Linked DNA regions of Homo sapiens: region 1 is linked to region 2. A link is an interaction called in ENCODE POLR2A ChIA-PET data of the cell type or tissue named here. Cell type or tissue: GM12878. All regions are shown on one strand.

The links. Peaks named below come from ENCODE experiments on the same cell type or tissue, not always from the same donor. Only the 100,000 strongest peaks of a DNase experiment are listed, where the experiment ranks them.
Region 1: POLR2A ChIA-PET joins it to region 2 with 6 read pairs; 2 of 35 experiments call an interaction of 5 or more read pairs at or near these places.

What each region holds. Positions count from the first base shown.
Region 1 is chr2:215,726,378-215,734,377 of GRCh38, reverse strand. The region is part of intron 5 of LINC00607 (long intergenic non-protein coding RNA 607); the gene reads left to right. It also overlaps the pseudogene LOC124906139. Among named protein-coding and RNA genes, the nearest start is that of LINC01614, 12 kb to the right of the region's middle. In GM12878, no CTCF peak of the experiment used is centred here; DNase peaks (open chromatin) are centred at 5,557 and 6,067.
Region 2 is chr2:215,880,467-215,888,466 of GRCh38, reverse strand. No RefSeq gene overlaps it. Among named protein-coding and RNA genes, the nearest start is that of LINC00607, 41 kb to the right of the region's middle. RefSeq lists an enhancer at 7,398-7,467. In GM12878, no CTCF peak of the experiment used is centred here; DNase peaks (open chromatin) are centred at 4,466 and 7,251.

The DNA of each region.
Region 1 (8,000 bases), 150 kb after region 2:
GTATGTTCTCACTCATAAGTGGGAATTAAGCTATGAGGATGCAAAGGCATAAGAATGACACAAGGACTTTGGGGACTCAGGGGGCAAGGGTGGGAAGGGGGTGAGGGATAAAATACTACAAATAGGGTACCGTGTACACTGCTCAGGTGATGGGTGCACCAAAATCTCACAAATCACCACTAAATAACTTACTCATGTAACCAAACACTACCTGTTCCCCAATAACCTATGGAAATATATATATGTGTATATATATATAAACAAAGAATAAGAAATACCAAACACAGGCCCTCATAAGATAAAAGGAAATTAAACTGAAGAAAGAATGGCAACAAAAGGACTATTAAACAAAAAAGCTGGTAAATATGTTCGGGCATGGTGGTGTGCGCCTATAGTCCCAGCTACTTTGGAAGCTGAGGCAGAAGGACTACTTTAACCCAGAAGTTCAAGGGCTTGTGTATATATATATATATATCTTATGTTTTTATTTCCTTTTCTCTCCTTTCTTTGAATTGATCAAATTTTTATGTTTTTAGTACTGATTTAGAAGTTTTACATTCTTTTGCAGTCTATTTTTTTTTTAGTGATTACCTGTACACTTTTGACACACATACTTGACTTACACAGTGTAAAGTGAATCCTTCTGAACAAGAAAAAGACCTTAGTACATCTTGACTGTAAGCAGTCATATTTTTCACACTGACATTTCAGCTGTACCTTATTTTTAAACTCTTCAAATGAAATATTAGAAGTTTTTACATTCAATGTTTATTTTTATTTACACTTTTTTTTTCAAGTGAGGTCTCACTCAATTGCCCAGGCTGGAGAGCTGGAGTGCAGTAACTCAATCATAGCTCACTGCAGCCTTGAACTTCTGGGCTAAAGTAGTCCTTCTGCCTCAGCTTCCAAAGTAGCTGGGACTATAGGCGCACACCACCATGCCCGAACATATTTACCACCTTTTTTGTTTAATAGTCCTTTTGTTGCTATTCTTTCTTCAATTTAATTTCCTTTTATCTTATGAGGGCCTGTGTTTGGTATTTCTTATTCTTTGTTGATTTCAATATCTATTTTTACTTTGCTTTCATTCTTGAATGACAACTTAGCTTGATAAAGGATTCTAGGTTGAAATTATACTTGAAGACATGATTTCATTTTCCTCTGGCCTCTGTTGTTGCTTTTGAGAAGTCTGCTGTAAGTCCAATTATTCCACTTTTTATTTTCCACTGATCTTAAGATACTCTCTTTTTGATGCTACACAGTTTTGCTTTGACGTATTTAAGTGCAGATTTATTTCTATTTTTCCCTTTCTGGCCTCTTTGCACACCCTCTTCGATGTGAGGATTTGTGTTAATTCCAGACATCAACTCTTTGAATTTTCTTTATTTTCTCTATAAACCTTTCTAGAAATCCTATTAAATAGATGTATCTTGGACCTTTCACTTGAAGGAAACTAAAATATTTCACCCGCCAAATATACTTCTTTTACATATTTCAAGATGGCTGTGCAGAAGACCTGGAAATATAAGAATAGCTGAAAAGCTGTCTTTTGTAGGGAGATTTGCTTCTGTAAAGAAAATCTGCATTGACAAAGCCAGGCTTTCTCTGAGGCTCTCCCTTGTCCAATTTAGGAAAAATTAACTGAGAGTTTGACACCGTTAAGGGCCTAAAGAAACACTTACTACCTATTCTCTCTGAGGGCTGCCACCTGTGAGGTTTCCTCTACATAAGGAGACCACCTTTACTAGCCAGGCTTCCTCTCTATTCCTCCCATAACCTGGTCTTGCCATCATAACCTGATTTACCATCAAAACGTGTTTTGGGCCATTCTCTGAGCCCCTGTTATTTCTGTAACTTCAAGATGGTATAAAAGCATCAAGCATCTTGCTTTTCAGATCTCTGTATGTCTCCTGTACATGCTAATACACTTGTATGCCTTTCTCCTATTAACCTGCCTTTTGGCAATGTTAAAGCTCTTTTAGAATTTGTCTAGCAGGCAAATAAATAAATAAAATAAAATAAATAATATGCCTTTTTCTAGTTGATTTTTCAGTAAAACTTCTAAAGGGAAGTTTTCTCTTGGCTCCTATGCACACCATCTTTCATCTTGCTTACTTTCCACCTTTTATGTTTTTTTACATTTAAAAAAGTCTCTCCATGCTACATTCAAAGTAATATGCCAGGATTTTTCTTCCAGTTAGCTAATTTTCTCTTCATCAGAGTCCAGTCTGTTATTTAACCAATCCATTAATTTTTCAGGTTTTATCTTTTATTTGCAGATTTCCATTTGGTTCTTTTAAAAATTGTGTGTGTTCTTTTGTCATAATGTCTTATTCTTTCATTATGAATTTTATTCCTTCTTTAATCTCTTTAGTCATTTTAATATTTCTTTCATACTAGCTTCCAGATAATATAAAATTATTTGAAACTGGACATGGTGGCATGTACCTGTACTCTCAGCTACTTGGGAGATGAGGTGGGACGATCTCTTGGGCTCAGGAAGTCAAGGCTGAAGTGGGCTATGGTCACACCACTGTACTTCCAGCCCTGGGTGGCAGAGTGAGACTCCATCTCTAAAAATATAATAAAAATAAAATAAATAAAATAATTTGGAAATGATATCTGCTTTTCTATGGCAGAGACCTTTGGATTCTGAGAGAGCTTTGGATCCTCACTCATGTTGGATCTTTACCTCATATACTATATAATTAAAAAAAAATTATAACCCGATCTTTAGCAAATTTTTTTCCTCTGTGGTAATCCCTGTGGTAATTCCTGTGGAATATCCTTCTAGAGATGTTTTGGATTTTCTTCTTCAAGGAGCCCTGGGCAACCAGCTCAGGAGCAACATCTATGTCAGTCTCAAACTGGGGAAATCCCATATCACAAGGAAAGTGCAAATTCAGCTTCCAAGCCTAGGATTGGCATGGCCATGGGGCTTCATTTTCTCGTGGGAAACTTTCCTTTCCCACCCTGCTCTTAGGGCTGAGGCAAGCCTCTTTGCTGTTTCCCTGGTGGGTAGGTGGACTTTGTCCAGTTCCTTTATACTGAGGTTGTAGCGCTGTAGGACTCTAGCTTGATCTAGAGGTCTCAGCCGCCACTGTCCTCTTTGCATGGCCCACTCTTGTATCTTGTCCTAGTGTAGATGGGAGGGCCTATTTCCCAGCATCATCTGAGCCCCTCTGCTTTTCCCACCCCAAGGCCACTGCTGCATCCATTTGGACATCCTCTGCCTTTCTGGAACCTGGTCATTTCCGTATTCTTGGAATTCTTCATTATTTCTCATGAGCTTAGCTGGGCATTTAAAAACAAATTCTTTTTTATCCTGTTTTACTCAGCATTTCTAGATATTTGTAGCTGAAGTCATTCTACTTTAGCTTGGCTGGACATGTTGACAGAACTCATTTTTTTCCTATGGAAAAATGCAACATATTGTACATACTATAGGTTTTTTATTTAACAGCTACATAAGTTGATATAGAGAGTTGAGATGTGTTTACACAGTGCTCAACTGTGTAATTAAGTAACTTACACAAAAAATATCTGCTTAATAGAATGTTTGGTACGAAAGACCTAAAGCCTTTTTTTAATTAGTCTTTTTCCTTTTAAGCTTTTAAAAACTTATTTGAAAAATATTCTGTATTCTGTGGACATATTTAAATTATCTCACTAGCATGTGACTATAGACTTCATGGAGAAAAATTCCTAGTGGTTAGATAACACTCATATTGCTATATATGGAGGGATAAGTAAATTGTTGAGTATGTAAAAAGTATCACATGGAAACACCGACTAACCAACAGGTATGTATTTTAAAATTCCCTCCACAAACAGATTCTAGAAGTTGCTACTGACCTCTTCAGAACAAAAAGGGTCAGGGAAAGGCTGGATAAGGAGAAAGACAAAATTCTCAACTGTATCACACTGGTATAGTGAGTCAGGACTAATCACAGGCAGAACACCCTCAGGTTAGGGGTTAGAATGGCTATTCCTCATCTTCTGGCTACTTGGTATTCATTCCACCTTCTTACTCTCTTTTTTTTTTTTTCTTTTTTAGACAGGGTCTTGCTCTGTTGCCCAGGGCTCAAGTGATCCTTTTGTCTCAGCCTCCCGAGTAGCTAAGACTATGGGCTTGTGTCACCACGCTCAGCTATTTTTTTTTTTTTTCTAGAGACAGGATATTGTTATGTTGCCCAGGCTGGTCTGGAATTCCTGTCCTCAAGGTATACTTTCACCTTGGCCTCCCAAATTGCTGGGATTACTGGCATGAGCCACTATGCCCAACCCATTCTACCCTCTTTGATAAAAGCACCAATTTCCTTTGAGGAAACCATTCTCCACGAACCTGTGTAGCTTCCGTGGGACTGTAATTGAAGGGGTGTGATTGTCTCTGGATAATTCCAGATTGGTCATTTTATCCTGGGAATTTGAAGCTTGAGCTGAGTGAAAAAGATCAGAAAAATGATCAAAGAGGCACTTCCTATCAGTTCTATCTGGATTCCAAGAGCTGCCCTCTTTTTCTGGGTTGGGGAGGCACAGATTTTTTTGAGCTCTATTTCCAGCTTTATCTTTTATTTAGTGGTCTAGAGGCCATTCCTTAATTTGGACTTTATGTTTTACGCACACACTATCTTTCTCTGATAATATTCATACAAGAATTTCTGTTTTAACTTAAGCCAGCCAGAATCAGTCTCTGTTCTTGGTCACCAAGCAGCCCTTGGGGTGCTTTTCTTTACACACAAAATATATTTCTGATGAAAATAGCTTTTGATAAATTGTCATTTTAAAACTCACTATTTAAGTGAAACCAATGGTGAAATAAGTATAAAACAATCACCTTTGTATGTCCATTTTGGAAATCAGTTATTTTCACATTTTAAGTTGTCTTCAAGTGAGTTTTACCTGAATTGTGCTTTTATTTATTTATTTATTTATTTGTTTGTTTGTTTGTTTGTTTTTATTTATTTATCGAGATGGAGCCTCACTCTGTCACCCAGGTTGGAGCGTAGGGGCGCAATCTCAGCTTACTGCAACCGCCACTTCCTGGGTTCAAGCAATTCTCATGCCTCAGCCTCTCGAGTAGCTGGGATTACAAAAAAGTACCATCATGCCCCATAAATTTTTGTATTTTTAGTAGAGATAGGGTTTCACCAAGTTGGCCAGGCTGGCCTCAGGTGATCCACTTGCTTTGGCCTCCCAGAGTGCGGGGATTACAGGTGTGAGCCTGGCCTGATTGTGCTTTTAATGAATATAGTTGATTATGCCGTGGCTGTGACATAACTTGACTTGGGGCCTCTCTAACCCTGCATAGTCAATTATGGTATGCATATGAGGCTCCACTGTGTATACAAAGCAAAGATATTATCTTATTATTAAGCTTGTATGGACAAGACTTAATAGGAGTTGTGTGCAGGCGGGTCAAGCACCTCTTGTGGCCACACATTTGCTGAGTGGAAACAGCAGATTTGGCTTAAGTTCCCTTTTTTGAACTTTCATAATTAAGAAAGGACTCTCAGTGTTTTATCATTTTGAAATTGCAATGTGTAATAGGAACTAATGAATCACTTTGCCATTATGAAAACCGAAGTAAAATTAGAATGTTGTTTTGCAAAAGCACATTGGCAGTTGTTCTGCTCAGAGTTGTGTAAGTTAATCTATGTGTGGCAGTTCCATGAGCCTTCAAATATATCTACACCCTGACTTCTGGCCTCTGTGGTTTGGATCAGCATGTTCTTCCTGTTGAAGTGCCCCCTCCACTGAGACTTTGCCTGCTCAAGTTCTACTCATCTCCTAAGGCCAAACCAAACATTACCTTCCCCTGAAACCTTGCTGAATTTCACCCAGCAGAATTAGTCATTCCATCATTTTATCCTTTCTTCATCCCATTGAAGATCCTATCGCCTCATCTAATAGATTGTGGCATGTTGGAGAAGTGGGAGAGGGCACTGGCTCAATGCTTTATGCAGACTCAATACCTGTAGTCAAATTAGCTTATCTCCTTAGGTACTGAACACCCTGCTCCCTCACTGAACAGAAAACCCCTTTAATACATTTCTCAGATGATCTAATACATGCAGCATTGTCAAGAGACCACAATTATTTGCAGAAGGACTTCAATAATGCACATGGGGGAAACCAACATATCCTCATTGCCTTGTTTATTTGTTTCAATTTAAATGCTATCAAATGCTTCACACTTTGAACACTCTGAATTGGGGAGATTCAGCAATGCTTTTTAGGGATAAATCCCTTCTACTGAGGAAAAAGAACTTCAATTTACCAATCAGATAGGAGAGAGATGTTTCATTAGTTTTCTTCTTTCCTGACCTAAAACCACATCTGTGCCAATTTGGAGTTAGCCATGCTCTTGCTCATCTCTGGGTAAATAGGAGTTTGAACAGTGGCCTTCATGAGTCCCTGTGGCTCACATGATCCAGTGTAGAGGCCACTCCTTAATTTGGACTGTAAGTTTTATGCACACACTATCTTTCTCTGGCCACCACTCTTTGTATTTCTGTCTGCTCAGAATGTTCTACCTTTAGTTCTTTGCCTAGCCAAATTCTGCTCATCCTTTGAGACCCTACTGCTACTCCACCACTAACTTTAAAAAAATACTTTGAGTGCCTTTTAGTAGCCAGGGAGACAAGGCAGATAAGAACCTGCATTGAAGAGTTTACATCCCAGTAAGGGAGACAGATAAGTAAAAATAAGTAAGATAATCACCAACTGTGGCAGATTTTCTGAAAGAAATGCACAGTGTAGTATGACAGCATGCCTGGGAGCAGGATTTTTTCAGGAAGGTTGTATTGAAAGGCCTCTCAGAGGAGGTGATATTGGAGGTTAGCCCCAAAAGGGAAGGTTTTTTGATCCTTCTAACTGTGTTCAGCACCCCTTCTTGGTGCTTTTATTATCTCTCTTGTTTCTTAACACATCACATTGTTAGCCACATCTATGTATTGCAGTGGTGCCTGGTGAATGTCTAACAAAAAGCCCAAATTTATAGTGTTTGCCAATTTCTGTGGTGTAAATACTCTCACTCTCACCATGGCTGATTTCAAGCTACTAACTTGATGTCAATGAAGTGGAATTGAGAAGAGATGCAGAGAATTGGCTCTTGGGAGCCAATGAGACCCAGCTTAAGCCAGCTTCAGCATGTCACTGTGCCTGTCTCTCCCACCAGGCTGTTTACTCTCTTTGAGGTAGTAGTAAATATTTAACGAATCAATGAATTTACCCATGTACAGGTACCTACTCAATCTAAATCCATTGTTTTTAGTGTTATTATTATTAACCATAGACTCCAAAGATGACACATGAATGGGAGTAAGAGTTATGTAACTATTGTATGTGCTTTTTTGAAATTCAATGATAAAAATATTTATGAAGCCATCAGCATTCTTTACAATATTGGTTCTTCTCATCAAAGGTTTGAACAAATTAGGAAAGGAAAGAAGAAAGATTTATCTTTATAAGTATACCACATACATCAGTATCAAGGCAAATAATATGTTGGAAAATAAAAATAAATTTAGAAAGGTTATACATTCTACTCAGACAAAGGAAATCAAAAGCTGTATTTCAGACCTTGTAATGAGCAAAAAAATTTGGCTGTAACCTAACCATCATTGTTTCTCAACAAAATGTGGGGGACATGATTTTATTTTCTGGGCATACCTTAATATGCTTTATGTAGAACCTAAAACATATCCTTATACATAAAACACATGAAAACATAAGCTAGTGAGTTTTTATGATTCTTTATCTTAGTGGTTATTTCCATAGACTTTGACACAGAAAAATGGTAGAGGAAAGACTTTTAAAAATACATATCTAAGAAAGATTCAAAATGTTTAAAACCAGAATGATTTATAAATGATTCCCCAGACTGATCTAAACACATTAGAATGTTCTCTGGGTATTTGACACGGTTGAAGCTACCCCTTCCCTCCATTTCTAGTATAGATGGCTTGCATCATGCACTCCTCGTTAGCTGAAATTTT
Region 2 (8,000 bases):
GTATCTCTGAGATACATAAAATATCTTACTTCTCCCAAGTAACATAATTCTCTAAATCATATCTCTGGGTAAAAATAGGCCCTATTAAAATACAGAAAAGAAAATACAAAATAATAAAATATTTCAAAACAATAAAAAACCCTCAGATAAGATTGGATCTTTCATGTAATTTTAAAAGTTATTTAACTGTTCTAAAAATGGCTCTCAGAGCAGTACTATTTTTCTGGCCAACAGAAAGAACTATTCTTTCCTTGAGAATTCCTCTTCCTTGACTTAGTCGCTTTGCCAGTGGGATTTCTCTCAAATCACATGTACTTTTTCTGAGTATAGTTATCAGCTTTGCAAAACAGAAGCTCATCAGTGTCAGGCGTGGTGGTACAGTGGGAAAGTGCAGGCTGGGGTGTGTAGTCTTTCTTGGGGGGAGCTTCGTACCTCTGATCAACCACCTGGAACCCATTCCTTCTTCTAGAAGTAAAGCACTATTGACTTTACTTGACTTGGTGGGTTTGTGTGAAGATTAATTGAGCTGGATATGAGTTTGGAAACCATCAAATCTCTTTTTAAGGTAAAATGTTTTGATTCCTCTTGCTTAGAGGAAGTTTTTCTTTTTTTTGTAGTCCACTCCTCTCCATCCCCTTGTCACTGCCTTAGCAAAGACCTCTTTCCTCTCTTCCCTGGACAGTTGAGCAGACCCCATCTCTAGCCTTGTTCTCCTCAGTCTTTCCTTCACCATGCTGCTCTTGCAATCTTTCCTAAACTCAAATCTCAGGAGACGGAGTTGCCACTTAAACCTGATGGTGACTTCCTGTGACTTAGAGAAAAGTCAGGGCCTGTGGAATGGGTTTGAGGGCTCCCTCCAGATGCCCTCTCCTCTCTTCAGCCGCCACCTCAGCAGCTACATGGACCCACCTTCCAATCTCCAAACTCACTCTGTGGTTTTGTTGCTCTGGGCCTTTGCAACTTCCCCCTAGTCAGCCTGATGAGCTACTCCTGCTTCTCTTTCTTGCCCCCACTTAAGGCTGATCTCCTCTTAAGCCTTACCTGACTCTCCCAAACCCTTGTCCTCATCACCTCCTGTTTCTCTTTTGTTTTCTAGTTGTTTGAGCCCTATCCCAACAACAGCCCCCTTTATACTGTTTTGCCATTACTTGTGAAACCCAAGTGTTCCAGGCTTCAGCAGTCTAAGGAAAAATGCAGCCACCTTCAGCCCAGGGCACATCCAAAGGGCTCCTTTCCCTCATCTGCTCACAAGGAGCCGCCTTGCACAGCTTCCCTGTGCAAGGGAAGAGTTTCTCCGAGTTTCAAAGAGGGTCACAGTGGGTCTGTGAACCCAAAAGTATCTGAGACAGGTATCAGTCCATTTAGAAAGTTTATTTTACCAAAGTTAAGGACAGGCCCATGACACAGCCTCAGGAACTCTTGACAACATGTGCCCAAGGTAGTTGGGGCACAGCTTGGTTTTATACATTTTATGGAGACAAGAGACATCAGTCAATATGTGTAAGATGTACATTGGTATGGTCTGGAAAGACGGGACAATTTGAAGGGTGGGGGTGTGGGGGCTTTCAGGTCATAGATAGTTAAGAGACAAACAGTTGCATTCTCTGATTAGCCTCTCACTGAATACACAATTTACACGTGAGAGGGAGGTAGAGGAATAGTCACTTATGCCTTAGTCTGGCTTAGTGAATCTGCATTTTTACAGAAACAGTAGGGCAGAGGAAAGAATCCAAATTACATCTGTCTCAGGTGAGCAGAGGGAAGACTTTGAGCTCTATCTGTCCTTTGGCACCTGTGAAGATAAGCTATCAATTTACATTGCCAAGGTGAAATTCAACAGAACCGTTTTAGGCTAAAGATCTCGAGGCCCACAAGGAATTTCCTTGTAGACAAATATGAGGGAGGTGTGTAGCTTTTTAAATCTTTGTGGCTTTCTTATTTAGGAATAAAATGGGAGGCAGGCTTTGCCTGACTAGCAGTTCTCAGCTTAACTTTTCCCTTTGGCTTGGTGATTTTAGGGTTGTGAGATCTATTTTCCTTTTACAGGTCCATTTGAGTCCTTGCTCCCTTTTGCTATTGTGGCCAGGGAGGCAGCTGGTGGCTGATTGATCCCCTTTCCCTCTGGAGCTTCAACTGGGACTGTCCTGGAGATTGGCTACCATCATGTCCATCAGGGAAGAGGCCTGAGGTGAGTCGTGTGGCTCCCGCTGCACCCACCAGCCGAGGTATGACGTCCTCCCGGCTCTCCTTTGGTGGTTTTTTGAGTTAGAAGAATGTTTCTTCCCTTCATGGAATGTCCATGGGGGAATAGAAGCCTCAGGGTGTTACAGAGATCATGATGACTTCAGTTTACTCCACACTCTGCCCGTCTTTCTAGACGTACAATACCATGGATCTGAGTTGGGGTATGTTCCAGAGAAAAGCAATATTGATGGCCCCCCATAAAAGACGTGACATGAAATGGTTAATATGAATAAAAGAATCTTGACTTGTCTGAAATATACATTTCCAGGGAGGAAATGCAGAACCTGTTGAGTATCATTTGTACATTTATGCTTGTTTTTAAATCCCAGGGACTGTGAATACTGGCATCCTGGAATTTCCAGGAGTCATAGTCTAGACTGGAGATAAGACACTCTGGTCTCTCTGAGCCAGTCTTCCTCCCTTCTATCCACACTAGGGGAGGAACTCGTTTTACAGCACTGAGGTGTCTGGGGACATTATTCTGCCTATGGTAAAGAAGAATTCCTTAGATGAAAGAAAAAAAGATGACTATTTCAGATGAAGAATTAGGGACGTGTCTGAAAATTTCTGGCATAGATGGAGGAAGAATCCCAGTATGTTTTTGTGGTTATACAGCCAAAAATTATGTTAACTACATGAATGATATGACTTGACTGGGAAAAGGCAACCTGAGAGTATTTTAAGATTCCTTGGTTATGTAATTATATATCCAGAAGGTACCATATCCAGCAGAGTGCTAGATTAAAAATTATAATCAGTGTTCTTAAGCACATAATTAGCATATTGAACATTGACAGTTCAGACCTTAATTAAGTACATAGCCTGCTAACAGAGGGAGTTCTGATTTTAGAGTTACATTGGAGCCTTGCTCCCAGTGGGGGAAATTTTTAACTAATCACGTAAAGTTTCTCTTCCACATCTCTTGTAGCAATAAATCAAAACTACCCTTTCTAATATGATTCCTTATGTTGCCCTGATGTCTGGGTAGGGGATTGAGGGTGGGGAGTGTAGGGAGGAATTTGGTGGTTCTGTCAAAGGTAAATTGAATGTGTTCGTCATTACAATTTCCTTCTGTATCTGAAATAATTTCATATGTGACTTTTTGGAGCTTTATGAGCAGCCTTTAAAATGCTTAGGCTGCTTTCTTCTAGCACTGAAACCAGAAATCTTTTTTTTAATGTCATGATCTATTTAGAAGTAATTTTGCCTTATAGCCAATGGTAATGTCATCACTGAGTAATGCTTCTATTTATATAAGTCTGTCTCTCAGAGCCTGTTCGTATCTTGAAGAAATCCGCAATACAGGAGGCAAGATACAAAATTGAATACCATCATGTAATATCCCCAAAGGGACTTGTTTAGTGTTTTCTTATCCAGTTACCCATGGCTACAGGGAAAGATTTTTCAAAATTCAATACAAATTGCGTTAGCTTGTTTTTCTTCTTGACACCCTTAAGTCTTCTTTGATCACAGTAGATTTTAGAGGAAAGAAAAAGAAATTCCTTTAGATCTCTCAATGTCAAGGGGCACCCAGACAGTTATTCCATTGCCCTTCCACAGAGCTGCTAATTGTTTAGAAGGACAAAGATATCTCAGAGTAAGCATTCTGGGACCTCAGTAAAAGCTGTTTGCTCTGCTCAGTGTCAGGAGGGTCTTGGGCCTTAGCCAAGGGGCTTTAATTATTGAAGGATTTTATTATGAGCTTCTTTTATCTAAAAGACGAATTCCATTTGTCATATCACCAGTCAAGTATCAATTCATCATCAGGTATTTAATTATTGATAAACTATTATGTTTTGTGTACTTTCACCTATTTTGTAAAACAACATTCGTCAAAAGCTTGGCTTTCACTGTGTTCACAAACTCTAGTCACTCCATAAGGAGCCAGACATTCCAGAATTTGAAGGAAAGGGCAGAAAATGGCATCCTTATGGTTCACTGGGCTATGGAATTCCCCAAATCTCACTGCAGACTTTAAAATGCAGTTAATATGAAAGAATATGTGCTCTAATTTGTTTTACTTTCCCTGAAGTAGTTTTATAAGAGGAGGGATTAGTCTCTATGCTGTTTAGAAAAAGAAGGCCAAAAAAAGTGGGTAGTGCTAGTGTTTATCTGGCTGAGGCCTCCTTGCCTTTAGTACACCTAGAGAGGTCAGCCTCTTAGTGAAGCATATGTCATCTCCCCAAATGCAGCAGCCTGAGGGATGTTTGTCACAGACCATCTAGTTCCCTTGGCTGTGATTGTGGTCACCACACAGAAGTGTGAATGCAAATTTCTCTTCTCAAGGACAGGGGAACCACAGTGTGTCAGGATCTGCCAAAATTAGTGACCCCTCCCATGCCTTCCTTAGAACATATTCTGATTCTTTAAATTTCCATAAGGAGAATATTTCAGGATGTAAGGACATATGAATGGATTGAAAGATTGTATAGGCTCTTTTATTCTCTTTCAAATTCAATGCCCCAATTTATAATGCCCACAGTGCTTTCAACCCTGTGGCTAAAGGTCATCCCCGTGTCCCAGGTGTCTGAAGCTCTGAACTAGCCTGGTCCACTTGTGTTTGTAGGTAGACATAGATCGACGTCCAGAGCCAGCAACAAAGCCTTTGTAGGGATTTCTGAGCTAGAACTGCAGAAGAAGGAGGAGGAATCCTGATGCTTTTCCAAACCTTTCTCTGAATAAGTGGTTGCTGTCTACCCGTCCCTTACTTCCATTAATCACCCCCCATTGCAAGGTTGCAGTTGATCCCATCCAGAGTCCATTTGAATTTGAACCAAATGGCAATGGCAAGTCTTCTCCAAAATATTACACAGATTAGAATTTTTAAACATAGGCAATTCAGGTAGAAAATGTGTTATTCATCTTTCTTCTGCTAGGAGAATACATTCCTTTTTGATGTTGGATATATTGCGTTATAGACTGTACATTGTGTCCCCCACCCTGTTGAAGCCTTAACCCCCGGTGTGATGGTATTTGGAGAGAGGACTTTGGGAAATAATTAGGGTTAGATTAGGTCATGAGGGTGGGGCCCTTGTGAGTGGTTTCTTAGGAGGAGGAAGAGAGAGCTCTCCCTCTCCAAGTGCAGGCAGCAAAGAAAGGCCATGTGGGAACACAATGAGAAGGTGGCCACCTGCAAGCCAGCAAGACAGTCCTCATAGAACCCAACCCTGCTGAAACGTTGATCTTGGACTTCCAGCCTCCAGAGCTGTGAGAAAATAAAAATTTCTATTGTTTAAGCCACCCAGTCTATGGTATTTTATTATGACAACTCATCAAGCAGACTAATACATGTTGTCAATAGTTTTGTGAAAAAAATCTTCTGGTTTAATGAGTGTGACTCAGTTCTCTGGGATTTGCTCAATCATGGATGAACTGGCAGCCTGATAAAACTCAGATCGTAGATTTGCCTATTCTGGACCTACATACAAATGACATCATACAGTATAGGGCCTTTCATGGCTGGCTTCTTTCATTGAGCATGTTTTTCAAGATCCATCCATGATGTAGCATGTATCAGGACTTCATTTTTTTAAAAATGTAATTTAATATAGTTAATTTTAAGTTGTGGGATACATGTGCAGGATGTGCAGGTTTGTTACATAGGTAAACGTGTGCCATGGTGGTCTGCTGCACCTGTAACCCATCACCTAGGTATTAAGCCCCCTATCTCAATAAAGCTGTTATTAAAAAAAAAAACAAACCCAGATAATCAGGTGGCAAAGTTAGGGACTAAGCAAACCAATGACAAATCCAATGAAAATATCACCAAGGGATAGATGTCCCACGAGGTCCATCCTGCACAGCCAGCCTGCGGCATGTGTGCACCGTTTCCATCTTGTTCTTGTCATAGTCTCTTTCTCTCTATCCCCTTGCCATGTTGTAAACTACAACAAAATTTGGGGAAGGGAGGACATAAAATTGAAACACATGAAATAGAAACAACACAAAGCTAAATATAATTGATGATAATTTTACTCTTCTGCTTAACACTTCTCAGCACCCTACGTAAGAGTTTCATAAGAAATTCCCACCCCCCCGCACCTCTCCTGACTCCTGTAAAAAAAAAAAAAAAAGAAGGAAAAAAAAGAGTTTCATCAAAGTTATTTTCATATGAGAGGGCAGAGAATATGGCAAGAACTGACCAAATCAATCAGGAAATCTATTTGAAACCTTATTTTTTATTTAAAAAACTGTGGAAATTTTGTATTCTACTGCAGAATACTGCCATGTTGTTTTAATCTTAAAAAAAAGTCCTTCTCTTCTAATCTTTATGTAAAATTTATGTTTCAAAAAGATGAGCCTCATTTATTTGCATTTTTTTCTTTAAGTCCTGGCCTACCACATTTACTGCAGTGGGTAGATGTGAACTCGTTGACAAGCAGGAGCTTCTACAATGAAAGCCAAGCTCTGCAGCATGGCATATAAAGCCCTGAGTCATCTCTCTTTTCTTTTTTTGAAGTTCCATACTCCAGATTCACTGGAGTTTTTGGCACAGTTTCTATTATTCCTTAGGCCTTACATGCTATTCCCTTGGGCCGGGATGCATTTTTATTCCACCTGCTCTATCTCTGTACACCTATATATCTCCTACCCCTCCTCCAATTCCCAGCTCAGTGTCTTTTTCCTCTCTGAAGCACTTTCTTGAGTTTCCCAAGCAAAGATGATCATATTTTCTTTTGCGAAAGTATAAACTGGATATTCCAAAGCCCTCCAGTTTTCTGAGTATAATCCTTTCCTTTAGTAGCCAAATACATTGAATAGCTCCCCATCCCACATGCAGTACAAGATTCAGTGCCCTTTCCAGTATTTCCAAGGTTCTCAGGGAGGTTCATAATTTCCTGCCTTTTGAATTTTTCAACTATCCAGCTTGCTTCCCTGCTTCTCTGTGGGCAGGGACTAGCTTTTACTATAGTTCTCCAAAGCTTCACTAACAAAGACGTGCTGTGTGGCAGACATTTACTGAAGTTTTCAGAGGGGGATCACCAACCAAACAGAATATTAGAATAGCGAACAACCTATATTTAAATATTTGATGACTCATGGCCAGCCTCACGTGGGAGCCTTTCACAGGCAATCCATGCCCCCAGCTGTCACCTGCTGCTTGTTGCTGGGGCTTTTCTCCTCCTCTTCTTTGAGTCTTCAGGGCCCTTACAACCTCCAAAGCTTCCAGGGGCCAGTCCCACAGCCCTGCTTCTGTTATGTGGGGCAATTTGGCGCTTTCTTTGTGTTCTTTTTCATTTATGTAAGTTTAGAGGGGCCTCCCTTTTCATAACCAAAGAGGCTGTTCTAAACAAAAAATAACAATTTTCTTCCTAACAGCAATTCTTTAACATCCTAGAGCAACAGACTTAAACTTCAGTTAGCTCCTTGTGGTGGTTGCCAGATGCACTGCCCAGGTCCCACTGCAGGAGTGAAGGATATATTTTCTCAGCTGCTGGGAGTGGTAGAAACCTCTCAGCTGCCAATCCCCTTCAGGAATTGCCTTAGCTGAAGAGATCAGTCTTGCTCAAGGCCATTTAGCCTTCCTGGGGTAGCCTCTATCCAACTACCAGTCGCAACGCTTCCTGGCCCAAACTCAAGTGATTCTGCAGGGGCCATCCCAGCCACAGAGCTGCCCATGGGGTTGGCAGAAGGCTTTGCTGAGGCTCCACCCAGCTCATCTTTTCTTTCTTCCCCATCTGTCTTCCTCAGGGATGGAGCCTAAGAATACTCTACTCCCTGATAACCTCCTTCATGCTAATCACTGCAGTCTGCTT